Regions from separate parts of the Homo sapiens genome. Here region 1 is linked to region 2. A link is a contact called in ENCODE Hi-C or POLR2A ChIA-PET data. All regions are on one chromosome and are shown on one strand. The core of a region is the stretch at or near the end of the contact, and the rest is flanking DNA. Distances in the headings are between cores, read along the strand shown.

What was found. Hi-C counts contacts between places; a loop is a spot of excess contacts on that map. ChIA-PET counts read pairs that join two places held with the same protein, here RNA polymerase II (POLR2A). Pooled maps may share reads with other maps.
Region 1: a pooled map shows a loop between it and region 2 (2.4-fold over the local background). The contact joins the promoter of LINC02786 here to the promoter of FHL3 in region 2. A Hi-C loop is called at or near these places in 2 of 50 pooled maps. POLR2A ChIA-PET finds 5 or more read pairs at or near these places in 5 of 52 experiments (GM10248, H1, MCF 10A and 2 more).

What each region holds. Positions count from the first base shown.
Region 1 is chr1:38,138,225-38,144,234 of GRCh38, reverse strand. LINC02786 (long intergenic non-protein coding RNA 2786) reads left to right here and starts at 2,660. Exons shown (of 6, transcript XR_001737991.3): 1 at 2,660-2,778. It overlaps LOC105378654 (a long non-coding RNA gene), which reads right to left and starts at 2,564. Exons shown (of 7, transcript XR_001737987.2): 1 at 2,521-2,564. RefSeq lists an enhancer at 3,205-4,118.
Region 2 is chr1:38,001,321-38,007,172 of GRCh38, reverse strand. It overlaps FHL3 (four and a half LIM domains 3), which reads left to right and starts at 1,659. Exons shown (of 6, transcript NM_004468.5): 1 at 1,659-1,816. RefSeq lists silencers at 1,539-1,598, 1,629-1,988 and an enhancer at 2,841-3,649.

The DNA of each region.
Region 1 (6,010 bases), core at 1,411-3,910, 140 kb before region 2:
GGGCTGACTTGCTATGTTGAGAATTCAGTTTTCTTTAGAAATCTGCTGCCCTAACAATTCATTCCTGGGCCAAACCTCAGTTTTTTCTGCCTTCCAGCTGCAGGAGAAAGCCTCTTTATCTGACGGCAAGGAGGCCCTCTGGCTTTCACACTTCACCTTAAATTGGTGATTAATCACTCTCAGCATTTCATTGTCTTTTTCCAATGCCTTGCTTGCCCCCAGCAACAATCATTTAATTCCATAGACTTCATAATTATCATTCCTCTGAGCCTCTCGAATGTCTGAGAAAGTACACCCACTAGTACTTTCCCTTTCACCAGTATCCCATCCCACTTCCCCATCAGTGAAAGTTTTAACAATTGCACTGCTAGAGCATGTCAGGGGCTATCAGTACCTCCACCCACCACCAGTGATGGGGTTCTTATTACCAACTGGCCGGTGGATGATCCAGCTCCAAAATCCCATTTTAGAGTCTGTTTCCTAGGAACCACTTCTAGCACCAACTGTAGTAGTAGGTCAAGTTCCCTAGAAATAGATCAAAGATGGAGATTTGCATGCAGAGGACTTATTGGAGAGTGCTCTTGGGCACAACACCAGCAAAGAGGAATGGAAGCCAGGCTAGGCAGAGAGAGAAGTTGAACTCTGATGTATTGGCAACAGAGGTAAATCTGGGCTGACCAAGGGCTGGTGGAAAGTGCTAGAGCAACTATGACCCTTTAGAGATGTCCCAAAATGAAGGAAGAGTTATCCATTATTGAATTGGAACTATCTCCAGGGAGATGTAGTACCCTTTGGGAGGTGGTGTAATAACCCTTGGGAGGTGGCGTAACACTTGGGAGAGGCAGTTCCATTTGGCCAAAGGCAGTTCTTGGGAAAAGACTCAGAATATTGTTGGCCACAGATGCTTTCATTGACTGGGAGAACAGAGTGCCTCAATGAGTCCTTTTGCAGGAAAGCCAGGGAGACATACCATGGTATTCATTATACCCAAATCAGGGAAGTAAAGATGGAGAGTGGTGGTCAGTATTGTTGCTGAGGTCAAGTAAGCAACCACTGGACTTGACCACAAGGAAGTCACTGCATATTGGGAAGTGAGTTCATTCAGAGGAGCAATGGGGAAGAAGCCCACGTAGAAGGTAAAGAGTGAGCAGAAGATAGGAAGGAAAGATAGCTCTTTTGACCCTGCTAATGACTGGCTTCCTATATGGGCCTAATACCTATGAGCAGTTATCCTTTAGGAATGCACAGCTTTGAATGTAGCTTGCATTAACTCTGTGCAATCATGTGTGCAGACACATGTACACACACAGGTACACATTGAGCTGCCCCAAGGCAAGGATTCCGGCCAGAGACTTGTAAGCAGACCTCTATCCTCATTAACCAATAATGACCTCTGCAGATCAGACTTCTGTACACCACCTCTTCCTGTATACCTGGAAAGTCAAGATTTCCCAGCTGGAGTTTTGGCTTTGTCTTCAAGTCTGATAAGAATCCTGGCAGCAACCCAAAGCAAGGAGAGCCCAAGGTACTAACAACATTAACAACAAGTTAATATTCAGTGACTATCAGCTTTGTCCAAAGCACCTGCAAAGCGCTTTACAAACATTAGTTAACTACATCCTAAAACCCTGTCAGATGGGTACTTCTATTATTCCATTTTACTGATGAAGAAGCAGAGGCTCCAAAAAGTTAGACAACTTGCCCATAGTTTGCACAACTGGTTGGTAGCAAAACTGGGATTGAGATTCCAGTGAAATTGATGGCAGTCACAAGCAGCACACTGAAAAACGGGCAGGTTCATTCATTCATTCAGCAAATATATATGGAGAGCCTACTATGGGCCAAAACTGTTCCAGGCACTTGGAAAACATCAGGGAGCTATACCCACAGAGATCCCCTTTCCTCATGGGACTTTTCTAGAGGGAGAGATAGACAAACAGTAAATTTTATTTTATTTTATTTTTTTGAGACAGTCTCACTGTTGCCCAGGCTAGAGTGCAGTGGCATGATCTCAGCTCACTGCAACCTCCGCTTCCCAGGTTCAAGCGACTCTCCTGCCTCAGCCTTCCAAGTACCTGAGATTACAGGTGCATGCCCCCATGCCTGGCTAATTTTTGTATTTTTACTAGAGACGGAGTTTCACCATGTTGGTCAGGCTGATTTCTAACTCCTGGCCTCAAGTGATCCACCTGCTTCGGCCTCCCAAAATGCTGGGATTACAGGTATGAGCCACTGCACCCAGACAACAAACAATAAATTTTATATATTAACATTTACTCATTTATGTATAGTAAAAGACAAAGTGGACGCTGTGGTGTGGCACCCAGTTCTCCACTTCTGAGCGGATGCACTCACCCCCAGCTGCTTTGAGCACTGGTGGCCAAAGCCATTCAGCTGAGTCCCTCCCCAGAATTGTGCTCAAAGAAGACAGCTGCTTTACCCAAGGTCACTCCCCTTCCCTGGGGGCAGCCCACACCCAATAGTAGGTAGATGAAGCTATAAGTTCCCCAGCCCCCTCACCTTAATGCAGAGCGACTCTGAAAGTCCCCCCAGCTCACAGCTCCCCATGGGGTCAGCTGAGGCCTTTGTTGTGACTACATCACAATTCAACTGTTCCCTCTGCCTGGTTCTGCTTCCTCCACTGTGAGAGCCTTCCCCTGTAAACCTCCTGCAAGCCGAAGTCTCTGTCGGAGTCTGTTTCCCAGTGCACCCAACTTGTGATAGAAGGTATATGTTCTGCTGAAAAAGAGAAAAAGGAAAAAAAAGAATAAAAGCAGAGTAAGTTGGATTGGGAGAGCAGGGCTGAAGGGGCAGCAGGTTGCAGGATCAATAGGATATTTAAGGTGATCTCACTAAGAAGTGACATTGGAGCAGGCTTGAAGGAGGAGGAAGAGGGTTATTCAAGCAAAGATCGGGTAGAAAAGCATTCTAGGCAGAGAAACAGCAAAGACTCTAAGGCACGGGTGCAGCAAGGAGGTCATTGTGGCTGGAGAGGAGTGCAGGAGAGAAAATAGGGGAGGAGAAGTCAGGAGTGGGTGGGGTTAAAGGAGCAGATCACATAAGGACTCACAAGCCCCTGTAAGGTCCTCAAGTATTTCTTCAAGAGGAGCAGAGAAGGACAGGGTCTGGCTGCCGCATGGAGGGGAGGAGCAGGAGCAGGAAAGCCTGTCTGGAGGTTGCTACAGTAAACCAGGTCTTCGTGGGGTTGGTCGAGGTGGTGGCAGTGGGGGTGGTGAGAAGTGATCAGATTAAGAATATGTATTTAAAATACAGCCAGCATGATCTGCTGATGGACTAGAAGTAGGAAGTGAGAAAAAGAGAGGAGTCAAGAATGACTCCAGGGTTTTTTTGTCCTGAGCAATGGAAGCAAGGACTTGCCAAGAGCTGAGACGGGGGAGGACTGCAGGAGAAGCAGGTTTGGGGGAGACCAGGAGCTCTGCTTTGGAGCGTCAAGTTTGAGATTCACAGAGTAGCATCCAAAGGACTGAGCCAGCCCAAACTCTGTGACAAGGTACAATCCTACTGGGGCTCAGGAACCCAGTGGAAGTGAGTGACCCTGGGGGCTCAATGGCACAGGGGTCTGAGTCTATGATCTCATCACCTGACATTCCAAGATCCACTCCAAGCTCCTCTGGCAGCCTAATTCTGTGAGCAAAAGACAAAAAGACAGACAGAAAAGTCTCCATTTGATGGTGGAGAAGGGTCCAGCCCTGTGCATGTTTGGGACTGAGCTGAGAGCGTGCTCGCAGGTGAGAGTAGGGAGTCTATGCAAGTCGAGTGTGATCGTGCACATGGAGATGTTGATTGTGAGTGTGAGTGTGTGTGAGTGTGCGTGTGGCAGTGCAGGTTCAGGAGCTGGGCTCACCCGGAGTGTGCAAGTGTGTATAAGACTGATGCAGTGGCCCTAACTGCCGGGCACACTCCAGTGTGGGTGAGGAAACAGGCCAGCCCAAGGCATGAATGCACAGTAGCCTCCCATGGTAGTGGAATGTGTAGAATAAACAAAGGGCTGCTATCAGCATTTGAAACACAGCACTTGGGTCATCCAGCGGGTGGGGGCAGCATTGCCCCCTTAGCCACCCTGAGCCACATGGGTCCCCTCGGAGCCCTGCACAAACAGTCCCAGGACATGGAGGTCCCTGCAGCTCCCCCATTCCATGCCCTCCTGTTCCCCTGGGCTGCTCTCGGCTGGGCTGGGAAAAGTGCCGACACAGCTCCGGGGAGGGAGGAGAGTTAACTCTCCATTTGCCATTAAACATAATCAGGGAGCAATCTGCGTGGAGCCCGCTGCTCTGGCCAATAAGTGATTCCCCAGAACAACAGATAAAAGCCTGGCACTAAAGTGCAGCCAGAAACGATGTGTAATTGGGATGAAAGAATCCTTAAATCTGCACGCTGCTTTTAACTTGGGAGGCTTAAATTACAATTAATAGTTCCCTTGAAGAAGGCAGTAGGGGAATAGAGGAATTCCAAGGCCTCGAGCTCAGAGCCCTGGGCTGCATTCTCAGCTCTCCAGTGCTGGGGGAGTACAGGGGGTGCTGGGTAGTAAGGAGGAAGAAAGAAGCTGGGGGTAGGAGGGGATCCTTTGCAAGGTCTTGGGCACCCTGATGGGTTGCATTCGTTATGAGTTCCAAAGCCACCAGTTCCCAAATAAGCTCATCCGTACACCTGGACTTTCGCCCAGTTTCCCTCACAGTGTCCCTGGGATGTCGCCAACAGTAAAAAATCATCAGCCCCATTTTGCAGATGGGGAAGCTAAGGAGACACACCTGCCCTGGAACCCTGAAGTGTGCCTAATCCACCTGCAGTTCCCAAACTAGGAGGAACCTGAGAGCGCATCCCTCCTTACGGTTCACTGGGGTATAGCGGCCCTGAGAGGGGAGGGTGTCTGCCCAGCATCGCAAAAGGCTGCAGTGTGCAGCTAGTCAGTGCTAGAACCCAGACCTCTTGACTCTAGCGGCCATTCCTTCCTCTGCACCCCAGGCCAATGAGCCTGGAATTCTCTAAGGAGAGTACAGTTCTCTGGCACTAGCCATGCAGCCCCTCCCTTCCCCTACCTGCTCCCAGGGGTCCAGGCAGTGGCAATAACATTGTCAGAGACAGAAAGTCAGGGAAAGATGGGGAAGGCTCCTCCCCAGCTTTCCCTCGGAAGACTTCTTACCCTCCCCTCCCCTGCCAGCTCTCTCTCTGCCTCTCTTGGGCCTCAGTGCCCAAGGCTTCCTGCTTTCTGTTCTAGGGCCACAACTTATGCTCCTCCTCTGGGGTCCTGCCCTGAAGGCAAAGCTGTGGGCAGCAGGGCTGTGGACAATCAGGTGTGGCAGCAAGGCACAAACCAGAATGGTGAAGCTAGCTGGCTCTCCTCCAAAGAATGAGGGGTTTGGCCCTCAGATGACACCAAGAGACAGTCAGAGGAAGCTCTGAGAGTGGCCCGGCATTCCCAGTGCTGGCTGGGTGGCTGCCTCTGCCACTCAGGCCGGAGCTAAGCTCCTGTGTTGGCGGGAATTCCAAAGCTCCCCACACATGAGCTCATGGATGGCCAGGTGCCCAGCCTTGCAGTTCATGGCTTTGGAATGCGTTCTCTGAGCTGGCCTGCTTCAGTACCCCCATCTCACCACAGCAAGTACTGCTGCCTGCTCTTGGCCCTCCAAAGACAGGCAAATCCCATAAAGGGCTTTTTTCTAAAACTGCTAAATTGTGCAAGCACATACATGCGTGTGTGTATGCAAGCAGCATGTGGACAAAGCATCCTGTGTGCATGGGTGAGTTCGTGTGCACCTGTCTCTAGCATGACTGGGCATACATGTGCATAGGTATATGTCGTGTGTGTGTATTCTGTGCATGAGTAGTTTTAAAAGAACACAGTGGGATCTGCTTGGGGCCTTGTGTAGCTGAACCTTATTTATAGCTCTCCTCTGTCTGGTTCGTTTCCTCTAACTTCCCTGCAGAATGATATGAATGAAAATGACACTATTGACTATCTTGGTAACCATAAAAGACCTTATAGAAATAA
Region 2 (5,852 bases), core at 410-2,909:
CCCGTCTCTACTAAAAATACAAAAAAAAAATTTAGCCGGGCGTGGTGGTGCACACCTGCAGTCCCAGCTACTTGGGAGGCTGAGGCAGAAGAATCGCTTGAACCTGGGAGGTGGAGGTTGTAGTGAGCGGAGAGTGCGCCACTGCACTCCGGCCTGGGCAACAGAGCAAGCCTCCATCTCAAAAAAAAAAAAAAAAAAAAAAAAAAAAAAAATCCCAGAAAAAGGCCCCATCCATGGGCTGGATGCTCACTGCCTGGACTCCAGATAGCAGGTGCCTGTGATCCAAACCGAGGATGTTAGAGGGGCATACATACTGAAGCAGTGTCTGGTATCCATTCATTCATCAGATGTTTATTATGTGCCGGATATTGGAGTAAGTACTGAGAAGGCAGTGGGGAACAAAACGGAGCCCTGCCTTCATGGCTCTTACCATTTAGGCAACAACAGCAATAATAAGCAAGCAATGATTTAATTTTGAAAGGAAACCAGACCTGGTGGGTGACTTGGGACCCAGGAACCCAGGCATGATGCAGAGATGGGACGGAAAGGTTCTCAGGAGCCCCAGCCTGGGAGGGTGTTAGTTCCTCCGTGAGAGCTCTGCTACACCCAGCCTGGGGTGTGGGGAGGCCTCTGTGGGCACCTGAATCTTCACTCTAGATGCTAAGGTTATTCCGGGGTTGATTTGTTGTCTCTTGTTTCCACAAACAGCACAGTAGAGCCTCCTGCCTCCCTCCCTCCCCCACCTCTTCCAGACTGAGGCTATTTATTCCTAGTGACAAGCCTGAGGATCCCAGGGGGGGTGGCCTTAAGGACCTGGAGGGGCCTCGTGTCCCTAGCAGGCGCCAGTCCTCCCTCACGGACACAGGGAGGAAGCCAGAGGCTCAGACACCGCAGAGGTCCCCTCCCCTCTCCTCCACCACCCCTGAGGTGCCCCATCCTCTCACACTCCTCACACCCCACCCTAGAAGCCCAAAGATCATGGGGCCGAGGATTAGGGTCTCCCCCGGGCCTCAAAGGTCAAAACTATTCCTGGGCACTGCGGAAACCCAGGCAAGGCAGGACTTCTCAGTGTCAGGAGGCTGCTGGAAGTGGGGAGGTGGTTACCCCTGTTTTTGCTACTCAAAGTTGTGGAATAAAACCCTTTGGAGGTCAAGGCCCTATGGTGGGGAGGGGTCCTCTCTTCGTCCCATGTTTTCAGAGAACACCTTGGTGCCCGCTGACAGGCTCATGACAGCAGAGTCAAAACGTCCTCCTCCAGGCTGGATTAAGGCCGGGCTGAGTGTCACCCCTGGGGTAAGGTGAAGGGGTGGGGGGATCCGAGGAGGCCAGAGGACTCCCCCAGTGGACCATGGTCTGCGGGGTCTCGTGTCGCCGGCCTGAGATGGAATACAGCAGTCTCCCTCTGGCAGCTGGGGATGGGGGGTGGGAGGGGAGGAGAACAGAGGCTGCGGGGAGGGGACAGGGGCGGGGTCCCGGCCGCTTGAAGGTTGGGAGAGCCAGGTTAGGCCGGGCGGGAGGAGGGGGCCGGGCCGACTGGCGGCCGAAAGGGAGGTGGGGGCGGGGTCTGGCCCCCGCGGCGGGCTGGGGGGCCGGGGGCGGGGTCCGGGCGGGGCGGGCCCGCGCTCACTTCCTCGGGGAGGGGTTGGGGCCGCGCTCCCACTCGCCCACACGGTCCGTCTGCAGTCGGCAGCCTCGCCGGCAGCTCGCTCGGCCCCCGCTTGGCCCGGCCCGCAGGTAGGAGCCGCCGAGGGACGCGGCGCCCGGTTCCCGGCCCCGCCTGCGCCGCGCGCTCCCCGCTCCCGCCGCCCGCTTCGAGGTGAGCGCCCCGCCGACCCCGGCTCCCAGCCCTGGCGGTCCGCCCCCGCGCCCAGGCCGGGGAGCGAAGGGACCCGCGGAGGGCTGAGGCCAGCCGCGGCCCCGGTCCCCTGTACCCGCCGGGCTCTGGCCACGGGTGCCCGGGGCACGCCGAGCCCGGGACAGCGCCCGCCGGGACTGGACCCCTCCGGGCTATCGGGCGGGGCGGGGGCGGGGGCGGCAGCGAGAGTTGGGCGGGGGAGGGGGCTAAGTTTGAAATAGAAAAGCCGGAGAGAGACAGACAGACCGACCGACCAGAAGCGCTGGAGAAACTGAGGTTCTCGGAAAGCCCGGTGGAGCGAGAGACCGAGACAGGCAGGGACTCGAGGCACAGGAGGCTACCGAGACCACTGAAACAAGGACACACCGGGCGTACAGAGTTACTGGTGGACAGACCCGAGGCATGGGGGCCGTCCTAGGCTTTGTGGAGCATTTTCAGAAAAAGCATACGTGGGACCCCAGCGAACACATTCCCTAGGGCCCTTCCCCGGGCCTTGGAGGTGCCCTGAGGCTTGGGCGTCATTGGCCTCATGCTGAATCTGCTCTCTGAGGCCTGCAGAGACGCTCAGAGACTAGAGACAGAGACATTCAGGCGTGCAGAGGTGGCGAAAGAGACTTGGATGCAGAGACAGAGAAAGGGAGGTGGTGGGGATTGAGACATTCAGCCATGTAGACAAGAAGAGACCAAGACTTGAGATCCACAGAGGCATGGGCCCCCTGGGGGACAGCCAGTCAAGATACAGAGCCGTCCAAAACCTAAAGACAGAGACTGAAGTGTGCCCAGACACAGAGATGCTGAGTGAAGCAGAGACAGACACCAGAAACTGAGACTAAGTGGGGGCAGAGAGACCTAGGTGGTCTGACAGCTTCCAGGACAGCCCCTGACTTACCCGGGCCTGAACCATTGGGAGGTGAGGCTGTGGGGAAACAGAAACTCTGAGCCTACCGATCCCCCATGAGGCAGAGGCCCTGAGACAGTAAGTTCGAGATCAAGAAGAGCCCCACGCACACACACAGCCACCAAGACAGCCCCAACTTATTTTTGAACTCAAATCTTGGATGGGCTGCCTCAGCCCTGGGGGACCCAGGGTGAATGAACTGTTCCTCTCATGTCCCCAGAGCAGCTGCGGGATCTTGCTCCCCAACCCCCTTCCCTAAACTTCTCTGACTTCCAGGCCACATGGGGGAGAGCAGAGCTTGGGGTTGGTGCCCGGTAGCAGAGGGTGAGGGTTGAGGGAGTTGGATTTCTCCCCTTAAGTCTCCTGTCAGCTTCTAGAAGGTGGGGGAGGGGTCTGTTCTGATCCTGACTCACAGCTGTGGGACCTGGCCAGGGTCCTCCTGGACAGTGGGCATGTTGGGGGTGGGGGCAGAAGGATTGAATGGTTGGCATGGGGCATTGGAAAGGCTTCTGGGTGTCTTCCAATCACAGGGCTAGCAGCTGAGGAGAAGAGCCAGGCTCTGGTGCATCTCCTGTTCCCCTGCCCTTAAAAACTGACCACCCCCATGTCACCATCCGCTTCATCACCAGGGCAGCATTTTTAGGGAGAGGGAAGAGCTCTGGGCTGGGAGGCAGGGGACCTGGGTCCTGATCGGGACCTTGGGCATGAACCTGCTCTATTCCTGGCCTCCTTGTGCTCAGCTGTAAAATGGGGATGATACTCTGTCCTGCCTGCCTTTTGTGAGATCTGATGAGATTGTGGTGGGCATGGACTTTGTGAGTGGCAAAGCAGCATGCAGGTGTCTACATCCGTGGACCTGCATGAGAGATCTCAAGAGTTAAGCTTACTAGAGTCAGGCTGACCGGACTGAAGCGACCACTTTCCCCACTGGTGTCCTCAGCAAGCCCCATGGGCCTGGGGCCCCCTATTCTCTCCCTGGGCCTATGCTGAGAATGTCCAGGTCAAATTTCAGACCAGGCTGGGCACAGTGGCTCACGCCTGTAACCCCAGCACTTTGGAAGGCTGAGGCCAGAGGATCACTTGAAGCCAGGAGTTCAAGACCACCCTGGGCAACATAGTGAGAACCCCATCTCTACAAAAAATAGAAAAACCTAGCTGGGCATGGTGGCACATGGCTGTAGTCCCATCTACTCAGGAGGCTGAGGCAGGTGGTTTGCTTGAGCCCAGAGTTGTTTTTTTTGTTGTTGTTTTGTTTTGTTTTGAGACAGAGTTTTGCTGTTGTAGCCCAGGCTGGAGTGTAATGACATGATCTTGGCTCACTGCAACCTTCACCTCCTCGGTTCAAGCAATTCTCCTGCCTCAGCCTCCTGAGTAGCTGGGCTTACAGGCGCCCGCCACCATGCCTAGTTAATTTTTGTATTTTTAGTGGAGATGGGTTTTCACCATGTTGGCCAGGCTGGTCTTGAACTCCTGACCTCAGGTGATCCACCGGCCTTAACCTCCCAAAGTGCTGGGATTACAGGTGTGAGCCACCTCACCTGGCTGAGCACAGAAGTTCGAGGCTGCCGTGAGCCATGATCGTGCCACTGCACTCCAGCCCTGGCAACAGAGTGAGACCCCAACTCAAAACAAAAAAAAAAAACAAAAAGGCTGAGCGGACACCAGCTTGGCCAACATGGCGAAACTCTCCATCTCTACTAAAAATACAAAAATTAGCTGGGCATGGTGGTGCCCTCCTGTAATCCCAGCTACTTGGGAGGCTGAGGCAGAAGAATCGCTTGAACCTGGGAGGTGGAGATTGCAGTGAGCCGAGATGGAGTTAACTGCGCTCCAGTCTGGGTGACAGAGTGAGACCCTGTCTCAAAAAAAAAAAAAAAAAAAAAATTGGGCTGGCACTGTGGCTCATGCCTGTAATCCCAGCACTTTGGGAACCCAAGGCAAGAGGATAGCTTGAGCCCAGGAGTTTGAGACCAGCCTGCGCAGCATATTGAGACCCCATCTCTATTTAAAAATTCTAGTCCAGGCAGGGTGTGGTGGTTCATGCCTGTAATCCCAGCACTTTGGGAGGCTGAGGCAGGGAGATCATGAGGTCAGGAGTTCGAGACCATCCTGACTAACACAGTGAAACCCCGTCTCTACTAAAAATACAAAAAATTAGCCGGGCGTGGTAGCAGGTGCCTGTAGTCCCAGCTACTCGGGAGGCTGAGGGAGGAGAATCACTTGAACCCGGGAGGTGGAGGTTGCAGTGAGCCGAGATTGCGCCACTGTACCCCAGCCTGGGCGACAGAGCGAGACTCTGTCTCAAAAAAAAAAAAAAAATTCCAGTCCAGCTGCTTGACCCAGACCTGCCTGTGAAACTGCTATCTGGCCCCAGTATGAGTGAGGGCGCTAATAGTAAAATACTAATAGCTACCATTTTCTGAGTATTTATTATCTGCCAGGTGCTTTACAAGTATCATCACATTTAAGCCTGACAACAAACTTAGGAGGTAGGAAGTGGTAGTATCTCATTTAATTAGATGGGAAAACAGGCTTAGGGATTTGCCCAAGATCACTCAGCCAGTAAGTGCAGGAGCCAGGATTCAAACCTTACAGCTTGAGCTGCTCCATACACCATAGCCAGTTACGCAGTCATTCTGAGCTCCAGGAGGTTCACTGGGAGGTGCCTTGTGAGGGGAGATTGTTGGAGGTGCAGGGTTGTGAGCCATCTGTAGAGGAGCAGTCTCCCCCAAACCCCGCCCCACTGCCGGTCAGGAAGGAATACAAGGCTGGCTCCCTTCAGTCCCCGCAGTCCCCAGCCTTGCCAGGGAAAAGGGCAGGGAGAGGGGTATGGGCAGAGACAGGTGGGCCTTGTTGGTGCCCTTTACTCTGTCCTCACCAGAGCCCAGCTGGATAGACTAGGGCATTGGGGGATTCTGGGAAGGAAATAGAAGCCATGCCCATACCCTATTTGGGTTGCCCTGGTTTCGGAGTGCTGACTGTCTCTCAGGGGGTGGACCCAAGTCTAGCCTGGGCCTGAGAAGGTGGCAGCCGCAGTGGGCCAAGCCAAGAAGGAAGGAAGAGGCCCAGGCACCCCCTGTGGACGCATTCCACCTGTGT